Regions from separate parts of the Mus musculus genome. Here region 2 is linked to region 1. The links are chromatin loops, found by intact Hi-C in ENCODE. Cell type or tissue: left cerebral cortex. All regions are shown on one strand. Each heading gives the region's core, and the rest is flanking DNA. Links, peaks and the distances in the headings are about the cores only.

The links. A loop is a pair of places that touch in the nucleus more often than their neighbours do. Peaks named below come from ENCODE experiments on the same cell type or tissue, not always from the same donor. Only the 100,000 strongest peaks of a DNase experiment are listed, where the experiment ranks them.
Region 2: it touches region 1 in a loop (3-fold over the local background); 6 of 42 quality-filtered maps call a loop at or near these places.

The regions. Positions count from the first base shown.
Region 1 is chr4:16,009,275-16,019,772 of GRCm38, reverse strand. Osgin2 (oxidative stress induced growth inhibitor family member 2) reads left to right here and starts at 5,885. Exons shown (of 6, transcript NM_145950.5): 1 at 5,885-6,086. The coding sequence starts at 6,043. In left cerebral cortex, for the core only: a CTCF peak has its summit at 5,917; DNase peaks (open chromatin) are centred at 5,121, 5,825 and 7,619; H3K4me3 peaks cover 2,434 bases; H3K27ac peaks cover 1,077 bases.
Region 2 is chr4:16,065,328-16,075,825 of GRCm38, reverse strand. No RefSeq gene overlaps it. Among named protein-coding and RNA genes, the nearest start is that of Osgin2, 57 kb to the right of the region's middle. In left cerebral cortex, for the core only: a CTCF peak has its summit at 6,299 (motif pointing right); a DNase peak (open chromatin) is centred at 6,291.

The sequences.
Region 1 (10,498 bases), core at 3,639-7,638:
CGAGTGCTTGCCTGGCACATATAAAATGCTCTGGTTTGGTTCACTAACACTTCATAAACCATAAGTAGTGGCATATGTGTATAATCCCAGCACTGTGGAGGCAAAGGCAGGAGGAACAGAAATCTAGCATCTTCTTTCGTTACATAGTAAGTTTAGTGAGTTTAGGGCCAGCATGAGATATATAAAACCCTGCTGAAAGAAGAAAGAAGAGAGGGAGGGAGCAAGGGAAGGAAGAAAGAAAAGAAAGAAACAGAAGATAAGAAAGAAAGAAAAGAAAGTCAAGCATGCAGGTAGGCAGGCAGGCAGACAGACAGACAGACAGACAGACAGCAGTACCCACCATTCATTCCAACACTCAGGGGTCAAAGTAGATGGATCTCTGAGTTGATGGCCAACCTGGCTTACAGAGCGAATTCCAGGACAGCCAGAGCTGCACAGAGAAACCCTATCTTGAAAACAACAACAACCACAACCAACAACCAACAGAAGTCTTGGGGGGAAAAGAGTGAGTAGTTTTTCCTTTTCAGATTTTTAACTTTATTACAAATATCAAAATGAAAATGTGTGGGAAAAGGGGAGTTGAGACAGGAATGTGGTTCATACCTGTAATCCCAGCACTCAGGAGGCAGAGGAAAGAAGATTGCTGTAATCTCAGGTCAGTCTGGTCAGCACAAAGATTTTCAGGCTAGTCAGGACAGTTTAATAAAACTCCTCAAAAGATAGGGGTTGGTCTGACAGTTTTGTCAATTCAGTGGCTGAGGTTTCAGGAATTGCATGATTTGTATGATGCGTCTCAGGTCCCTTCCACGGAACCTTTTGAACTTAATTGACAGTGGAGAAGGCCCAGCAGCAGTGCTGAGACTCCAGCATTGAGGGTGAGCTTTAGGAGCTCCTTGGTATTCTAATATGCAGCCAACGTTAAGAAACATGACTCTGCTCAACGTGCGAGACTGTTTCCTCCCATTCCTGCCGCCAAGAACTGCTCATTTCTCATCAGAACGGCTCTTTTCCTGCTATCCAGCACTACAAAATCACTAATAGTTTCTTGCCTGTATAGGATATAAATCTGAAAATAGCTTGATGTTTATTTTGTCTTTATGTAAACAACATTCCCTGTCCAGGCAAAGGTTCATTCTGCGACATCTTTTGTCACAAAGCCATTTCAATTGTATTACAAAGTGCAATTTTACTTTTGTTATTAAAGCCTACTTTTATGGCAGCATCATTTGAATAGGTTCTGAAAATATTCCCAGGATACTATCATAACTAGGAACTCCCTTTTTTCTATCAGCAGTTATTCCTACTACCCCTGGAGCCCTTTAGTCTAGACAGCAGGCTCCAAGCTCAAAGCTATTACCGGGAGCTTTCAAGGGTATACCTTCTAAGGCTCAGTTCTGTTGATGACAAGCCAACGCTAGTCTGATTCTCATTCCTTTTAAGAGCTTTTAGACTCTTGCTTCTTCTGCTCTTCTTAGCATATTCCACAAGGTACTTTCATGCACGTTTTTTTTTTCCTGCTTAGTATGCAGTTGGCTATCTGCACATGCAGACTTCCTTTTCTTCTTCTTCTTCTTCTTCTTCTTCTTCTTCTTCTTCTTCTTCTTCTTCTTCTTCTTCTTCTTCTTCTTCCTCTTCTCCTTCTGCCTCCTCCCTCCTCCTTCTCCTCCTCCCTCCTCCTCTTCTCCTCCTCTTCTTCTCCTCCTCCTTCCTCCTCCTCTTCCTCCTCCTCTTCTTCTTCTCCTCCTCCTCCCCCCTCTTCCTCCTCCTCCTTCTATATCTGGCATTAGTTATCTATACTGTGGGTTCTCCCTTCTACCCTTCAATACCCCTTTTCTACCCATTCAACCCCCTAACACCACATAGGGGAGGAAAAAAGACAGAGGGGAAAGAGAGAGATGTTACCATTAAAAAACTTCCTGCTGTTTAGGATTGTCAAGTTCCTTGCTGGGGACTGGATAGCTAATTTCTTGTTGTTTTTTCTTTGCGCATGACTACTTAATAAACTGAGAAACCGTGACCAACAGCAATCAACAGCAACCACCCAACAACCCACCACCACCAGCAGCAACCCCATTGAGGCTCTCACATTTATACACCATCTGAAAAGTCCCCAGAATCCAAACATCACATACTTGCAGAATATCTGTGGCTGACAATCATGCCCCTATTAGAGCAAGAGGCAAATCATAGTCCACTGCTGTGGACAATCTAAAGCAACCCCATATCTCACACATGGAATTAAAATGAAAACATATTCTTATAGTACTTCTGTGTTTTTCAAAGAAACCAAAATTCTCACAACTCCTTTATCCTCTTCCTTCTGTTTTGTCTGTTGTTTTTCAAGGCAGGGACTCTCTATATAGTCCTGGAACTCCCTGTATAGACCAGGCTGGCCTTGAACTCTGAGACCTGCCTGCCTCTGCCTCCCGAGTGCTGGGATTAAAGGTGTGCTCCACCACCCCCTGCTACTCCTACTCTTTCTTATTATGCATTTCTTCCAACATCTTCTATTCTCATTTTCTAAAATTTATTTTAAAAATTTTGTCACATGAGGTGCCTCAATTTTTGTTTTTTCTCTAATCTTATAATACTGCAAATGATGCCCACATATTGAGTTTATAAGCTATAAAACATGTAAGACATGTAAAACATGTCTCTTCTAAATTGGCTCATTCCTTCCATTTCGTTCAAGACACAGCCAACTTTAGCCCTGTTGAGTTAACTTGGGTGTTACCTGTGTAGTTTACCACAAGCCAAATTCTGCTATGTAACACTGAACAAAGAAACAAAGTTCTGACCTCCTAAACCAACTTTGTAGCAGAGAAAACAAAAAACACATTAAAATCCTGCATGTCAGACATAGCTGTAGCCTGAGTGCAGGTGCAGCTTTCTAAGTAGGCACACAGCTTTCTGTTCAGACAGCGATGGAATCTTACTGTGTGGCTTGGTAGTTTTTCTGAATCTCACCCCTCATTAGGCTTCTTTTGCTCTCTTATTCTAACCCTTATAAAATATGATGTATGAAGTTATTTTGATCTTTTTCTGTAAATTCTCTGCAGCTGAACTGGATTGTTGTACTATTAACAAAAACTTTAAAAGGTTTACTTAAGAGGGAAGCCTCTTTGTTAGATTTCTGTCCCTTAAACAAACCTGAAGTTTTGTTCACCTGAAGTCTTTTTTTTTCAAATTTTTATTAGATATTTTCTTCATTTACATTTCAAATGCTATTCTGAAAGTTCCCTATACCCTCCCCTCGCCCTGCTCCCCTACCCACCCACTCCCACTTCTTGGCCCTGGCGTTCCCCTGTACTGGGGCATATAAAGTTTGCAAGACCAAGGGACCTCTCTTCCCAATGACAGCCGACTAGGCCATCTTCTGCTACATATGCAGCTAGAGACACGAGCTCTGGGGATACTGGCTAGTTCATATTCACCTGAAGTCTTTAATAGAGCTTCCACCCCCAGTTTTGTATGTGATCATTGAAGTGACCACACAGTACTTCCTGTCTAGGGCCAAAACTGAAGAGAATTTTAGCTTCATCAGAGATAGGCACAGCTGCTTATGGAACCAAAAGAGCAATGATCTTGATGATTAAAAAATCTGAAAGGGTTTCTACCTTCAAACTATAAAATAATACCATTTCTAGACTCTCCTCTGGAATGTTCTGAGTATTATATGACCAAATTATTGGCTTTTATAGCATGATCATTACTAGGTTTGCCCAGATGATATAAAATGCAACTGTTTGTTTTGAATGATTAAAAAACTTGTTTGTAGAAAATGGGAAAATACACTATCTTGGCTCAGGCTGCTGTACTGCCAGACTACAGATCAGAAAGCTTAAACACTAGGAATTTGTTTTCTTACAGCTCTGACACATTCAAACCATTAGGGGCTGGAGAGAGAGCTCAACTATTAAGAACATAATTGCTTTGCAGAAAGCCAGAGTTGGGTTCCAGGAACAGAGACTGGGGAGCTCCCAACTGCCTCTAACTTCTGTTCCAGGATTCTTCTATAACCTCTGTGGTTTCTGTATGTATCTGCACTCACACACTCATTTCTGCCCCATAACCTCTGTGGTTTCTGTATGTATCTGCACTCATGTACTCATTTCTGCCCCTCACACCCGGTACACGAGAGACCAAAAATAATTGTTCAAAATACATTAAATACAAACCAATGTAAATTTGAAATCTGGTGTTTTTGTTCTGCAACCATTGAAAAAACAATATAAATGAAAAAATTCCCTACAAATTAAAACAAAGACCTAATGGGAAAAGATGTATAAAGGGATAGTGGTATAAATATTAGAAAAAGCATAGTCTTATACATCACATTGCAAAAAACCACAGCTTTCCTCTTAGACAGAATAAGAAGACATTATTCTGGAGCCATTTTTAGTGGCTATAGGCCAGGAACAATTTTAACTACCCCAAATTCCATGTTCCAACTGGAAGCAGTTCTGTGAAGTTTCACAGAACAAGAAATCAAGGTAAGTGTAAAATCCATTGTTATAGTTTATTAAAGCACGCCAGAGAGACAGGTACAGCAAGATGAGGGAAGTGTTACTATAGTCTCAGGGTGTTATCTTATTGCATTCTTAGCTTTTGGTTGGTGGAAGCTAGTGGCCTGTTTAGTCAATAGATTCCAAAAAGTTTTTAATCTTCTAGTCACAAGACGTTAGTTCACACATAGAGTTGGACAAATAGCTAGTGTTCTGCAGTGCTAGATCTAGCCTAGATAAGGTAATTAGCCTCTGGATGGACCTGCAGCAATCCAAGCTTCCCACTATAATGCAGTTCTAGTCAATGTCTCGGCAGACGCAGCTTCTTCTTCCCTTTCTCCTTCACAACTGTTAACACATTAAACGTAAAATGAGCTCATACTGCCATTATTTTCAAAGAGGAGAAAAACAATTTTTAAAATCCGGTGAATACACCTTTTAGATATGGAATCCTGGAGGCACGCTGAGTTCTTTCTTTTTGAGACAGGGTCTCTCTACAAAGTCCTGGCTGTCCTATGTAGATCAAACTAGACTTGAACTCATGGAGATCCACCTGCCTCTGCTTTCCCAGGGCTGAAATTAAGGCATGGGCCAATGTTCTGCCAGGATGAGTTCTTTTAAAAAATGCAGACTCCAACCAACATTCTTAAAGAGAATTTCTTTTAAAGACATAAACATACAAGTGTTTTAACTGCTCCCCTCCGCCCCCCAATAACGGAGATGGGTGAAGGCGTTGTCGGAGCAGATTAATTAATTAATTAAGGTGATTAATCGCTCTGACAGTGTCCACCCTCACCTTTTAACTTTGGATAAATACCAAGTTGGATGCACTCCCTGTGCTGACTCAAAGACACCTGGAGAGACTCAAAACATCTTTTCTGGCCCAGCCCCTTTCCCCACTAGTCTCTGCATGGCTGAGTGAGGCCTTGCCCAGTCCGGGGAATGGTGGAGCGGCGCTCTTTAAGAAGGGAGGCTGAACATGGCCAGGGGGAGCGCCAGGCGAGCGGCCGGAGCACCTAAGGTTTGTGGGAGTCTTTGGGTGGCCGCGATGCGGGGGCCGAGGCCAGATGCACCCGAGACAGTGCGAGGACGTGAGCTCAGGTAGGTTCTCGCGGCCGGACTTCCCTGAGACCCGCAGGCCTGAGGTAGAAGCCTCCCCTCTTCTGCTCCGCAATCCCAAGAGCGGGCACCGAGAACGCACCCCGAGCCCCGAGCCTAGGCCTCGTGAGGACCCGGACCGCAGCGCCGCGGCCCTGCGCATCCCTCTCCGTGGACCCGCCCCTCGCCGCGACTCCACCAATCGGCGGCCTCGTCCACGCGCCGCACCTGGTGGGCGGAGCCGCGCGTCGCCGTCGCAGCGCCCGGTCCCGCCCCCAGCGCGGCGCTCATCACTCGCTGCGCCGCCCTGCCGCCGGCGGGGAGGAGCGGAAGCCGCTGGCCGGGGACAGACTCCCGCGCCTGTGAGCCGCGGTGCAGGCAGAGCGCGCGCCGGGACCAGCCCGCGGTCGGCCCTCCCGGAGGACGGCAGCCGCTCTCCATGCCTGTGTGGTGCTGCCGCTGCTCCCTGGCCGGTCATTTCAGGTGACTTTCCCCCCGGGATGGGTCGGAGCTGGCTCTGCAGCGTGTGCTCCTCGGCCGCCGCCCGCTGGGCCGGCGCTGCTCGGAGCTCCGTGGACCCCGCTCTTTTCTTGTCCCCTCTTCTTGTTCCTGGACCGCGCGGGTCACAGGACGGCGAGAGTGGCTAGGCCGGCGGTGAGTCGGTTACATGTAAATGGTAAATTTGAAAATCTGTGAAGAGCCTCCTTTGAATTTTTGATCTTTTAAAAATCTAATAACATAAGTTACTGGCTTGAAGGGAAGTGGAGAAGAATGTGTCATGTAGTGACAGTGGGTCGTGACTTACTAAGGTATGAGTGATGTAAAGCCATGTTAGAATGGAGAAATTTAGGAAGTGGCAGTTTTATACTCAAATTATGATGAAAGTTTCTTACGGTGAGAAAAACAATAGTTTCAAAGATGAATGAACGTATGTTCTAGATTCAGAACAATTGACCAACACTTCGGGGAATTACAGAATAAGATCAAAAGTACAAGAAACTGGATGGGATGAAATGTTACGTTTAGTAAGGACTCTGGGAACTGGCTTTACATGTGTGAATGTTACAGAATAAACTGATAAAGACTTGTTTAATAGAGGCTCATAGAATTTAGGTGAAACATTAACTTGGGTGGAAAGGATATTAATATCATTTCTAAAAATACTAACATTGCTTTCTTTACTAATGTGAGCCACAAGTCACAGTATTTGTGACTGTCATCAATACAAATCACAGAGCTTATTTTATGTGATATAGATAAATGTCGTGTGTATTTAATAACCTTCACAGAAGAGGTTAAAAAAGAATGTGAGGTGCAGAGAAATCAGACTCCTGCTGTAATAGCAACGACCTAGGTCTGCCCAACCTCCTGAGTTTGTAAGGAGACTTTAAATTCTAGATCTAGAAAAGTTTTATGCCAAAGACTGCTGGATTCTATGTTCTAGACAGATTGTTGTGTATGTACACATCGTCCACTTTGAGTATTGTAAAAAGCAGGCTGGAGTGAAAATTTGAAGCCTCTTGGGGAGCTACATTTCTTTTAGAAAATAACCCTCTGAAAGTCTCCTGACACCTTTGGGGTACTGTTGAGCGGTAAGGGGAGAGCTTGGAATTCTTACTCTGAGGCTATGTGGTAAATACCATCCATCCTCTTATCTCTGTGCAGAGAAATTTAGGGGAGGGAGTGAAAAGTGTTTGCTACAGTTTAGTGTTGGGAGAGAAGAAACCGTGTTTGCTACATTATTATAGTTAAATGTATCATTAGAGACCTTTTAAGAGTCAAGCTATAAGAAGTACTGCTTCCTTGTCTTCCCCCATTCATTCAGCAGCCTCAAGTAGCATCCATGTGTGAGTGCATCTCCATAAATGTTGGCCAGGCTGATGTCCAGATGGGAAATGCCTACTGGCAGCTCTACTGCTAGGAAAATGGCATCTAACCTGATGGCCACATGCCAAGTGACATGATCATTGGGGAAGAGATGACTCTTTGAGGATCTCCTTCAGTGAGACAGGCACTAGCAAGCATGTGCCCTGGGCAGTGATCGTAGACCTGGAATGCATAGCTATTGATGAATTGCGCACTGGTACCTACTGCCAGCTTTTCTACCCTGAGCAGCTCAGCTCATCACAGGCAAGGAAGATGCTGCCTATAACTGTGCCCCTGGCAACTACACCATTGGCAAGGATATCATTAACCTTGTCTTGACAGGACTCTCAAACTGGCTGACCAGTGTACAGAGCTTCAGGGTTTCTCCTTTTTCCATGGCTTTGGCAGGGGATCAGGCTGTGAATTCATCTCCCTGCTGATGGAGTGGCTCTCTATTGGTTATGAAAAGAAGTTGAAGCTGGAGTTCTACATTACTCAACCCCCCAAAGTTTCCACTGCTGTAGTTGAGCCCTACAATTCCATCCTCACCATCCATACCACCCTGGATGGAGCACTCTGATTGTACCTTCGTGGTAGATAATGGGGCCATCTGTGACATCTGTTATAGAAATCTCAACATTGAACACCCAATTTACACTAACTTAAATAGGATGATAGGTCAGACTGTCTTCTGTCACTGCTTCCCTCAGATTTGATGGGACCTTGAATGTTGACCTGACAGAATCCCAGACCAATCTTGTGCCCTGTCCTAGAATCTACGTCCTCTGGCCACTATGCTCCTGCCATTTTTGCTTAGAAAGCCTACTACGAGGAACTTTATAGCAGAGATGACCAATGTCTGCTTTTAGTCAGCCAACTAGATAGTGATCCGTTGGCGTCGTAAATACATGGCCTACTGTACGGCAGAGATGTGGCTCCCAAAGATGTCAGTGCTGCCATTACCATTAAGACCAAGTGTACCATCCAGTTTGTGGACTTGTGCCCCACTCACTTTTAAGATTGGCATTAGTTACCAGCCTCCCACAGTGTATCTGGCCAACAGAGCTGTGTGTATGCTTAGCAACACCACAACCATTGCTGAGGCCTGGGCTTGCCTAGATCACAAGTTTGATCTTGCGAATGCAGAGCATGCCTTCATGTAGTGTTATGTTGGTGAGGGCATGGAGGAGGGGGAGTTCTCAGAGGCCCATGGGGATATGGCTGCCCTAGAGAAGGATTATGAGGAAATTGGTGTGGATTCTGTTGAGGAGAGAGGGTGAGGAAGAAGCTGAATACTAAATTAAATTTCACAAAGGTGCAACTTTTACAAGGAAGTTTATTCTGCTTCAACTCAGAACGTTGTAGTCTGGGCATACAGTTACTGACTTTAAACATGAATAATTTGTCATAGATACAAGCTGTCCATTTCACTGATGGGCTTTAAATAAAATATTCCATCTTAAAAACAAAGCAAAACAAAACAAATAGAAATCTAATAGTACTAGTTGCTATTAAGGCAGATTTTTGGTTTTGTTTTGTTTTAAGAGCTAGGAAAGGTTGGTGTCTCTTAACAACTTTGTACTATTCTGTGGTAGTGTATTGTATACTTAATGTAACTTTGTACTGTCCTAGGGTAGAGCATTAGATAGTGTAGTGTTGTACTATCCTGGGTAGTGTATTGTATGGTCAATGTAACTTTGTACTATCCTGGGTAGTGTATTTGGTACTTAGTGTAACTTTGTACTAGCTGGGGTAGTGTATTAAGTTCTCTAAATGAACAGAACTGATGGAATGGTTATTAAAGGAATGTAGTAGATTGGCTTACATGGTCCAGGTAGTTCAACAAAGGCTGCTTCAGGCTGGATAAGTGGCGAATCTGATAGTTGTTTAGTCCATAGACTATGGAGCTGGATATCTCAGCACTCCCAGGCTGGGACTGGATTCCTGAAAGATTCTGGAGAGCTGCTGCTGCTGTCTATGGTGAACACCCTGAAGGGGCTGGTTCTTTTATTTCATTTTATTTTATTTTTAAAGATTCATTTATTTATTATATGAAAGTACACTGTAGCTGTCTTCAGACACCCCAGAAGAGGGCATCTGATCTCATTATGGATGATTGTGAGCCATCATGTGGTTTCTGGGATTTGAACTTGGGACCTTTGGAAGAGCAGTCAGTGCTCTTAACCGCTGAGCCATCTCTCCAGCCGGAAGAAGCTGGTTCTAAGATCAGTGAAGGAATGTTTCGGCAACAGGATAGTACAGGAACTTGCCAGCAAAATGAAGACAAACAGACTAGAAAGCAAATTTCCTTTCATGTTCTTTTATCAGGCCTTCTAGTAGAAGGTGTGGCCCACAATTAAGATACGTTTTCATGCTTCAAATAATCTGATCTAGAAAATTCCTGAGACTAAGTCACATTGACAATAGAAATGAGCTATCAAAGGCAGGTTGGAGCCTCTCTCTCAAGGTTCCATTTATCAGCCCTCTGGGATAAACAATTTCGCCTTAGTCCTGTGAAATAACATCTGTCATTTAGAAAGCCCTAATAAACACAGCTAATATGTATGGTATTAACCCTTCCAGACATTGAAATTGTTGATGAGAGATGAAAGGTAATTTGAGGATTCTGTTTTGAAGTAATCTAAAAACAACAGCATTGAGTTCAGAGGCTACTACAGCTTTTGACTGAATGACGGGATACTGAAACTAGTTTCTAGAGATGCAGTTGGTAAATAAGGATTAGAAGTCAACATTAAGGTCTTATTTCTTTTATCCAAAAAGACCAGTGTTTGTGCTCTCTGTGTCCTTAAAATATCTGACACTATATATGACTAGATCTCTGTGTAAATTTTTTTTTTCCTGAACACAGTTTCTCTGTGTAGCCCAGGCTGTCCTAGAACTCACTCTGTGGTACACCAGGCTCACTTCAAACTCAGAGATCCACCTGTCTCTGCCTCCTGACTGCTGGGATTAAAGATGTGCATCATCAGCTCCTGGCTGAGGAAAAAAAAAGTAGAGAGGAAACAAGT
Region 2 (10,498 bases), core at 4,314-8,313, 55 kb before region 1:
CCAGGGTGGGAGAAGAGCCTGGCCAGGGACTGGATCTCCAGATACAAGTGGACCTGAACCAGCAAGCTGCACTACTGTGCCCCTCCTCCACACACACTGTGTAGACTGGCTCATTACCATGTTTGCTAAGGGCAGCCAAGGAAGAGCTATAGTTTCAGAGCCATCTTGCTTGTGGGAAGAAGTCCTGCCTTTACAACCATCTTGCTTAAGGGCAGCAATATGTGACCTGAGCCGACCAAAAAATCGGGTCTGCAAAAACACTTTTCAATGAGATGAGACCCTTATGTGATCTCTATCCTGTATCAGTAAATTGTTACAATGTTGCTCTATTTTTTCACTCTTTAAAAAATGGTTTATTCCAATATTGTTTTAAAGTTTTACAACATTAAAAAAGTTTTAATGTGCCAGGCAGTGGTGGCACATGCCTTTAATCCCAGCACTTAGGAGGCAGAGGCAGGCGGATTTCTGAGTTTGAGGCCAACCTGCTGTACAGAATGAGTTCCAGGACAGCCAGGGTTATACAGAGAAACCCTGTCTCGAAAAATCAACCCCCACCCCTCCTCCTCAAAAAGTTTTAATGTAGCCTTGTATTTTATAAGCTATGGAGTTCTATAATAATATATCATATGGGAATCATAGGGTTCCAAATCTCTTTATGGACTATGCTTGTAGATTAAAAAGTTTTGTTATGATACAAAAAAAGTTTCAACTCAAAATCTTAATTTTTAAGTCTCAAACCTAACAGGCTTTAGTCTCAAAATCCACTATAACAGTTCTAATCTCATAAAAGCTCCTATAGTTAAATGCAGGCTAATAGACAATAACCCTATGAATGGTGATATCTTCTAATATGTTCAGAAATATCTCTAAAGTCATGCTTAGAACAGGTGCCGTTAATCACAATACTCAGTTTTAGCCCCTGCTTTAGGTTTGCTAGTTACAGCTAAAGCAGATAACTAAAAGCAGACACAGATGTGTCTAACTCAGATACGCTTCCTAGATACTAGCTCTCAGTCCTATCAGAGAACTGCTGAATGTGGCATTAAATGTTTAAGCTTACTATGACAGAAAGAAACTCCCAAATCCTAACAGTGACGCCCCCCTCCCAAGGTCTCCAAAAAGACATGGGCACCATAATAAAGGACTCATCTGAATTGTGGTGTGCCAACCACTGGGAAGAACTGCCCCATTGACTTGCTCACTGCCAGGGCTCAGCCTAAACTGTGGACCAACAGAGAATGCTGGACATTTGAATGTCTTATATTGCTTAAGTTGAGATAAAGCCATCTCTCCCATGTTCTTCTTCCACAGAAAACCTCTCACCTTCAGGGCCTAATGGCCAGAGTTGTGATGGAGACCACAGGAACCTGGGAGAAGTGTTTAGGTAGTGGACTATAGACTAACCTCTGTCCTTTTAACTAATATATGACATCTAAATTGCACTTTATCCTTCTCAGGTTCCTGATTACAGTGAAAACTAAGCTAACTGCAGCTTGATAGCTAGAGAACAGACAAGCTATTAATCCCAAGGTAATCTACCACTGTGTTAGATCGTTAGTCAGTCCATTAGCTAGTTAAGACTACCAGTTTAAGACTTACCTAAAAGGCAAACAGGTTTGTCTTGCTCAAAAGCTTCGTGATAAAAGATACACAAGTTTCAGATGTAACCCTTTGTATATATATCTTTCTGCTACACCTCTATCCAAAAAACAAAAACAAAAACAAAAAAACTGCTCCCCAGTGATCAGCCACCTATGTCTCAGTGTACATAATTGGATAGGAAAAAAAAAATGTAAACTGTATGCAAGATCTGAGGATATAAAGGCTTGGAAGTTATGAGAATCTAAAAAAAATGTATTTGAAGGTCTAAGAAAAGGTATTGAGGTTGGTAATTGCAACACATAAAGGTTGGGGGTCATAATTTTTAAATGGTAATAGAAAATAATATAAGCTACAAAATGCTTCAGGTTTCTTCCCCTCGCTATGCTACTGTTATATTAGAACTTCAAAAGTTCAGAGTTCTAACATTAATCAACACAGTTCTTATAAATTAGCCTAACTCTAACAAAGCAATCCACTGTATGATCCACTTTCCTAGATACAAATTTAAGTTTCCTTTGGTGGTCTTTTAACTATAGACTTAAGGTGTTTCTCAGGCTAAATCTGTAAGACCAATTATTTTGTAAACTTAAAAAGGTTCCCATAAGCTCCAGGAAATCCATTCAGATCTACCTCTCATGAATCAAGTGGACCCCTGATAATCAATACCCTAAGTTTCCACCTGTTGCATATTTCAGAGGGTGGATGTGGGATCCTGAAAGGTAGCCTGTTTCTTCATTGGGCTAAGGCTTGAAACCCCAGAAACACTGAAGGGATGGTAGGTGCTTCGCTGTTCCAGGCTCTGTCACTAGTCACAGACCCTTCCCCCCCCCCCCCCCCATAGATTTGTAGCCATCAATCACATAAGGGCAATGCCCCAAGCCCCTCCACATATAGAGGATATGACCTGTGGTCACGTAAGCTCAAGACAAATCTCCATTTTAATGGGGTACCTAAAGGCCTGGAGGGCTTAGCCAATAAGCTTTCCTGCCCAGACACTCCTCCCTGCAAAAGGTATTTAACCTCAGGCCCACCCTGGGAAGTGGGGTATGGTTTTACACATCCACTTTCTGCCATGAAATAAATGCCTTAACACCATGGATTGGCTCTTTTCATCGGGATCTGCTGTGGGGACCCATGGAGAAGGCCTTGACCTATAAAGCCACTGTCTAATCTCACGTAGAAGGCCTCTCTGCTCTCTTAGCCACAACTACCACCAAGGCCAAGCCTGCTGCCTCTGTCAAGCCAAGTACTCTCCCCTTGGAACCAGCCGAAGCTACCCCTTCCCCCCGACCCCAGGCTAGATCCTGCCTACAGGCCCCCACTCTGTTCTCTGCTCTTCTCAGGCTCCCAGGGATGCCTGCGTGTCCAAGAGCCTGAGAACCAGATGGCCCCGGCCTCATCGCTGGCCTGGGGACCCCTGAACCAGCTCTGCCATGGTGCTTGTTCCTCCTCCCCAACGTCCATGTCCTGTGGCAGAGCAGACACAGGACCCACAACGCCACAGGTTCCCACCCTCCCCCTGTTCCCTGGTTTGGGGATTCTCCTCCCCCCAACCACCAAGACCATGAGCCTAAAGGCTTCAAATACATACCCAAGAAAAAGATTTGTTCCCAAACTTACTTAAACTTTATTTTCTGTCTCTAATATGTATGTATTTCAGTTTCTTGCAAAGTCCAGGCATTTTCTCAAAATCTGCTCTACCTTCACAGACACTTCTACTGCACCTGCACTTTCCTAGCCTCAGATGATTCCACAGACCCTGGGCAGCAATGAAACAGCCAGCTCTCCCGCGACTTGACCAACAGCCCGTTCCCAGTTTTCTTAGGTTCCCAAAAGACACAGTGATCACCCCAACGTCAGCAGGAAGTAATTAAAGAACACGACGACCCCATTTCTGCCCCACCATCCCTTCTTTCTAGTTCCTCATTTTTAAATTAAACTCAAATAGAGGAATGTTGGCATTTCGTCTAGGCTCTGCCTAACAGTTACCTAGCAACAGCCAGGTAGGAGCCTGCTCACTATAAGAAGGGCTGTTTGGCTTCCATCTGTGTGTCTCTATCTCAGTCTCTTTCTGTCTTTCTGTCTCTCTCCCTATGTTATCTTTCACTTCCTCTCTCTTCCTCTCTCTTTCCATCTACTCTTTCTCCTTCCCTCTCTCTCTCTTCCCCACATGTCCCTAGCCGGCCTCTTCCCTTCTTTTTTTCTTCCCCTCTCCTCTCCCTCTCTGTCCTTTTCTGTCCCCCTCCCTTCTCAGTCTCTATCCCCTTCTCCAGGTCCCAAATAAACTTCCTTTATACTAGGCATGTGCACGGCTTAACTGTTCAGGGCTACACCTTGGCAGGGCCCGCTGAGATAAAACACAACAGTAACTGATACTCAAAATTGTTTCGAGGAGTTAACGGTTCATACTGCTATAAAGCTGTGAGTGCTGGGCCCTGGGACTGGCTTGCAAGAAAAAATGGAAGAGTTTGGAGGTATGGGCTAGAGAAACTTTAACAGACTCTAAGCAGAGCTTAATAGGAAATCCCAGTGGGTCTTTGGAAGACCACAGTGCTGGTGGGAATATGAAGAGTGTAGACTGCACTGGTGAGGTTTCAGATGAGAATGACGGCCCTCTGGGAAAGTAATGACCACTTGTTCTACATACTGAGAAAGAAAGCTATTCATTCTTTTGGTTTGGGTTTTGGTTTTGGTTTTGGTTTTGGTTTTGGTTTTGCTTCACAGAGGATCACAGCTAAAAGAACCCTCAGTCTGAGTAGAGACATGGAACTTGAGACTTTTGAATCATGTTAAGACTGCTGGGGCCCTTGAAGCTGCACCCGATGTACTTTGCATGGGATGACACTGAGCTCAGGGGTGCCTGTGGCAACATGGTATAGGGTGAGTCATAAATACCTTCCACATGCTCTCAGCATCTGTAATTATTTCAAAGACTGGGAACCCAGTAGAAGGTGGAGAAAATGGGTAACTGGGGACAGGGCTTTGAAGGTTATACCTGTTTCTGGTACAGGCTGCTATTTCTGCTTCTTGGTCTGCTTCATAAAAGAAAACTCTTACAACATGCCCCACTGAGCCTTCCCTGCTATGATCTGCTGAGATGCCCTGACACAGTGAGCCAGAACAAATCATTCTCTCAGTCATTGCTTCTGCCATGTATTTTGTCTCAGTAAACAGAAAAGTAGCTAATACTTTAATGAGATAATATTTAAACTGAGTTTTAAAAGGTATGATGCGGGGGGAGGGGGCACTGGAAAGATGGTTCAGTGGTTAAGCATACTGACTGCTCTTCCAGACATCCTGAGTTCAATTCCCAGCAATCACGTGGTGGCTCGCAACCATTGGCAATGGGATCTGATGCCCTCTTCTGGTATATCTGAAGAGAGCAACAGTGAACTCATTATATAGAACAGATAAATAAATCTTTAAAAAATCTGAGACTGCCCACCTGGGGATCCATTCCATATACAGTCACCAAACACAGATGCTATTGCAGATCCCGTAAAGTGCTTGCTCACAGGAGCCTGATATGGCTGTCTCCTGAGAGGCTCTACCAGAGCCTGACAAATACTGAGGTGGATGCTCGCAGCCAACTATTGGACTGAGTGCAGGGTCCCCGATGGAGGAGTTGGAGAAGGGACTGAAGAAGCTGAGGGGGTTTGCAGCCTCATGGAGGGAGCAACAGTGTCAACTGGCCAGATGCCCTGGAGCTCCTGGGGATTGGACCAAAGAGTACACATGGAGGGACCCATGGCTTTGACTGCATATGTGACAGAGGATGGCCTTGTTGGACATCAGTGGGAGGATCAGCCCTTGGGTTTGAGGGGGTTAGGTGCCCCAGTATAGGGGAATGACAGGACAGGAAGGCAGGAGTGGGTGGGTAGGTGGGGGAGCACCCTCATAGAGGTAGGGGGAGGGGAGCAGATAGGGAGTTTCTGGAGGGGAGACCTGGAAAAGGGATAACATTTAAAATGTAAATAAAAAAATATACAATAAAAATATCTGTATTTTTTTAAGGTATGACAGGGAGGAAGGACCCTAAGGAAAAGGAAAAGTGAGGGTACCAATATATACAACACGTAAAAATATATAGAAATCAAAACTATAAAAATGAGATAAAAGAAGATCATTACATAATGATAAAGGAGTATATCTGGAAGAATAATGTTATGAATGCATATATGCTCAACATCAGTGCAACTAAGCACATAATATAAATATTGGAATATCAGGAAGGAGGTATACATTTTATTATACTAATAATAGGAGACACTGGGTATATCATCCGGATAGAGAAACTAGAAGGAAACATCAGACTGAAGCTATACTTTAAAATGAAAGGACCTAACAGGCCTATACAGACTGTTCTATTCATCAATAGCAGAATATACATTCTTAATGCACATGAAACATTCTACAGTGTAGATCTTGTTATGGTACAAAACATCTCAACAAATTTTAAAAGCTTAAGTCAATAAATTTCAATCAAAGTACCCTTTTACAATCAGAAAGCTATTAAACTAGAAATTTAAAGCAGGAGGAAAAAATGTATGAGATCTCAGGATGTAGTTCTGGAACGCAAGATTTCTGTCTCCCTCAAAACCTTCTATTGTGTAAAACAAAATGAAATAAGATTAAAAATAATTGAATGCAAAGTATATACAAGCCATACTGCTTTTAAATGCATCCATATTATTGTCACTAGAGGGAGCTCAATGTTTAATTTGTATTCTAAAGGCATGCAGCACATTGGTGATCAAAACTGCAGTTTGTATTCCAGTGCAATGTGTGTAAGAGGCTTCCAAAAATATATATAGTTATTTTCCTCAGAAAATAAAAGTGACTGAATTTAATAGTTCAGCTGCTTGTTGTGTTGGAGAAGTGTAAATGCCTTGATCTCTGTGGCGCCAGTGTCAAAATGACACAAACATGTCTTTGGATGTTCAAAGAGGTTGGCACTCTTTGCAGCAGTCACAAAATGAACAGAGGAATGGGTAAAGATCAGAGCATTGTGCAGAGCAGACAGGACAGTGACAACAGAGACAAGAGCTGGCCTGGGGTGAGCCTCCACCTTATGTCTGTATTGACATTATATGCGAACCATTCATAAACATACCACTTGAGAAAAACAAGCTAAAACCAAACAACAGAAAATCAAGGGAAATATCTGTTCGTCACCACCATTTCTACCCACAAGTTAGTAACCTTTAGACTGGAGCTGTGCTTTAAAAAGGATTAGTTGAGACATTTACAAAAAAACAAACAAACAAACAAACAAACAACAACAAACCTTTGTTAATTCGTGGAACTAAGGTGTTTTGAAAAGTACAGGGGTATTCCAGGTCTCATAAGGAGAACTTAGCTGAACGAGCCTGTAGTGAAAATTAAGAAGATAAAAGCATTGCGTATACAACCTTGAGGCCTAATGCTTAGGGGAGATACAAAGCATAAGAAAGTAACAGCCATCTCCAGGTGTGGCACCTACTTCTTATGGGGAGAGCCAGGAAACACTGTTGCTAATTTGGGTATCCTAATAGAAATGTGGACAAAGATAAAATGACAGGTTCTTGACTCTGGCAGTCACTTGGAACAGGTTATCCACCTCTTACCTACACAAATATGCTTTTGTCCTCTCTAGTCCCTCTGTTTTCCTGGACACTTGTGGGCAGGAGTGCTCACCCACCGGGACAATAATATTTACACAGTGTTGAGCAAACTTGTCCTGGTCTACAGGGAGTCCCACCACACATTAAGGTAGCCTCATCTCTTACAGAATGGCTCTAATTCTGTCAGTGACTGGATATTCTGCTGTAGAAATTAACCTTTTATTCTAATTCTTTTCTTTGGCAGAGAAGCTTGAGAAGTATTTTCTTCTCAGGAAAGGTGATATTGAACTTGAGAACAGGCATCGTGTCTTGCACAGCTCCGTCCTGCTCCTGCATGAAACTCCCTCCCGCAGACTTTCTTTGTAGCCAACACATATAGGCTTCTTCATATTTTCATTAAAATTAATTTTTTTTGGTATACAACATTGTAGAAATTCAGAGAATTCACACAGTCTTAAGAGACTTTCATGGACTTTAAAGAGAACTATATTTTAGCGTCAGCATGTTGAACTTTGACCCTTGCAATTTTGATATCCTTTAGTTACCATACATACAGCATCTTTGTGTCTTGTCTTCTATCTACCCTTTTTGATTTACTTGAATCTTCTGCAATAGAGTTAAGGGTTCTGATTTTTCTCTCATCTTTCCTTTTAACCTTTGGAAAAATCTAGTCATGCTTATCTTGGAATGAAATCTTATTTTACCAAACAAAACCCTTCAGTCTTAAAAAAGTATTTTCTTTTCTTTTTAATTTGCCTTACCGAAAAAACCCAAAATGCATCTGCTTATATTCCTTTTTTTAATTTTTTATTAATTTTATTTATTTTTTGTTTTTTTGTTTTTTTGTTTTTGTTTTTGTTTTTGTTTTCAAGACAGCGTTTCTCTGTATAACCCTGGCTATCCTGGAACTCACTCTGTAAACCAGGCTGGCCTCAAACTCAGAAATCTCTCCTGCCTCTGCCTCCCAAGTGCTGGGATTCAAGGCGTGTGCCACCACTGCCCAGCTTTATATTCTTATATTGTCTCCTCTATCTATCTTTCCTACACAGTTGTTTCTTTTTGTTTTATTTCTCCCCTTAATGTAATGAGACACAGTAATAAAATAAATAAGTTTATCAACTTCCTGAACAAGAGTTGAATCCAAATCCTACTTATGACACCATGCCAAGAGTTAAGATTCCCTGGCCACACACTGCTAAGTTATAAGGTTCTTCTCTATTATCTTCCCAGCCAGGCTTCTTTGCTGCTTGAAGGTTTTTTATTTTTTTATTAATTTTCTATGAATTTTATATCATGCACCCCAGTCCCCCTCATCTGCCAGTCCCTTCATATCTGTTCTCTGCCCTTGCAAAACGCCCCCCAAAGAAAATAAAGAACAAAAATAAAATAAAATAAAACAAAATGAACAAAACAAACAAAATCTCACTGAGGAGGCTGAAATGTGTCACAGCGTGCTGCACAGGATACTCTTTGGTCCACACATCTTTACTTGTAAATGTTCTTTGCAGTGAATCATTGGTCTGGTTTGAGGCCTCTGGCTTCTGCTACCCTATCAAAACTGGATCATCATTGGGACACCTCTTGAATATCCTGTCATTGCCATCTATCATGGAGGTCCTGCAATTTTGGACCAGCCCCTTCAAATGTTCTTGCAGTTCATAGATGAGGTAAGATGTTGGGTTGGGCAACTCAAAGCCCTGCATCTGGACCTGGGCAGTAGCTGAGTTGGTACAGCAAGCAACCAAATGCCACAGCAAGCAAGAGTCAGGGCCAGCTCTCCTACTCTCACACCCTTGGGGACCAGCTCACTTGTGCCCATGCTACCAGAGTTAGCTCTAATGTACTTACTTCCCAGGTGAGATGTGAGCCTGTTTTCCTGAGTGTTGCAGCCTACAAAGGGCAGGTCTAGGTCTCTCACTCTTATGACCTCTGGACCAGCTCTGTTGCCAGCAGCCGAGGAATGAGGTGGGGAGAGGCATCTGTCCCTCAGCCATACCACCACAAAGCGAACAAGTGGCAGGGCCAGCTGTCTTGTGCTCATGCCACCAGAGTGAGCTCTACTCTGCTGCCTAGGCTAGGTGCATGCAGGGCCCATACTCCCCAGTGCTTCAGCCATCTATTCAGAGTGCTACAGCCAGTGAGGGACAGGGCCATCGCTGCACAGCCCTTGGACATCAACATGGTCTCAGATGGCAGCAGAGATCAGGAACATCTGCAAGGCCTTTAGTGGTAATGTGAGCCATGATGTCAACACATATCACTGTTGATGCATGGCCACAGACCCAGACGTGGCTTTCAGCAGTAGCACAGGCCAAGAATTCACCATGGCCTCAGATGACAGGACAGGATACTCCCAACGGGCTATCCCTCTTCATCCTCTTCACCTGCTGACTCTCAATACTCAAAGTGTTCTGCTTTTCTTTCTATCCCATCTCTGTCATGGAACATGCTTGCATGTTGTCGTGGATCCTGCTTTGGGTGGGCCACAAGGCTGGCTGGTATCTGCTGTCTTCTGTCTACCTGCTTCATACTCTGTATTGTTTTTGTTTGTTTGTTTGATTTGTTGTTTTGTTTTCTCTCTTCCTTTCTTTCTTTTTTCTCTTTCTTTCTTTCTTTCTTTCTTTCTTTCTTTCTTTCTTTCTTTCTTTCTTTCTTTCTTTCTTTCTTTCTTTCTTTCTTTCTAGTTCTGGGTGTCCTAGAATGCACTAAACCAGACTGACCTCAAAGTCACAGAGATCTGCCCTCCTGTCTCTGTTTCCCAAGAGTCCAATCTGCAGCTTGGAGCTTGGATGTTTGTAAAGGCTCTTTTACATAGTTTTTTCTTTGTCTCACAGCAGTCTGTAAGTTACAGAATGTTACAGTCCAGTCAGAGCTGACCAAGATAACAGAACTATCAGTGACCTTAGGCAGTTAATTATCTTATATAAGAAAAAAAGCAGAAGAGAAAATACAAAGAGTGAAAAATCTTGATATGTTAACCCCATAATAGCCATTTCAGAAGCAAAAGGTATGGGGTAAGAGATATCAAACCGATATATAATTTTTTTTCCTTGTAGATGTGTAAGTATAGTCATACCAATTTGTCAGAACAGATCCCAAGGGGCTGTCACCAGGAACGGGGCTGTGACACCCATGGCAACAATAAGAGTTAGAAAACAAAACAAAGGAAACAGAATAGAATGTCATCTTTAAAACAGAGGTCACCCAGGCATAGCCAGAAATGAGCACTACACAGAAAGCACTTTAGAACAAACAAGGTCAAACAAGCCTTAACCCAGAAACCAAACCAGAGA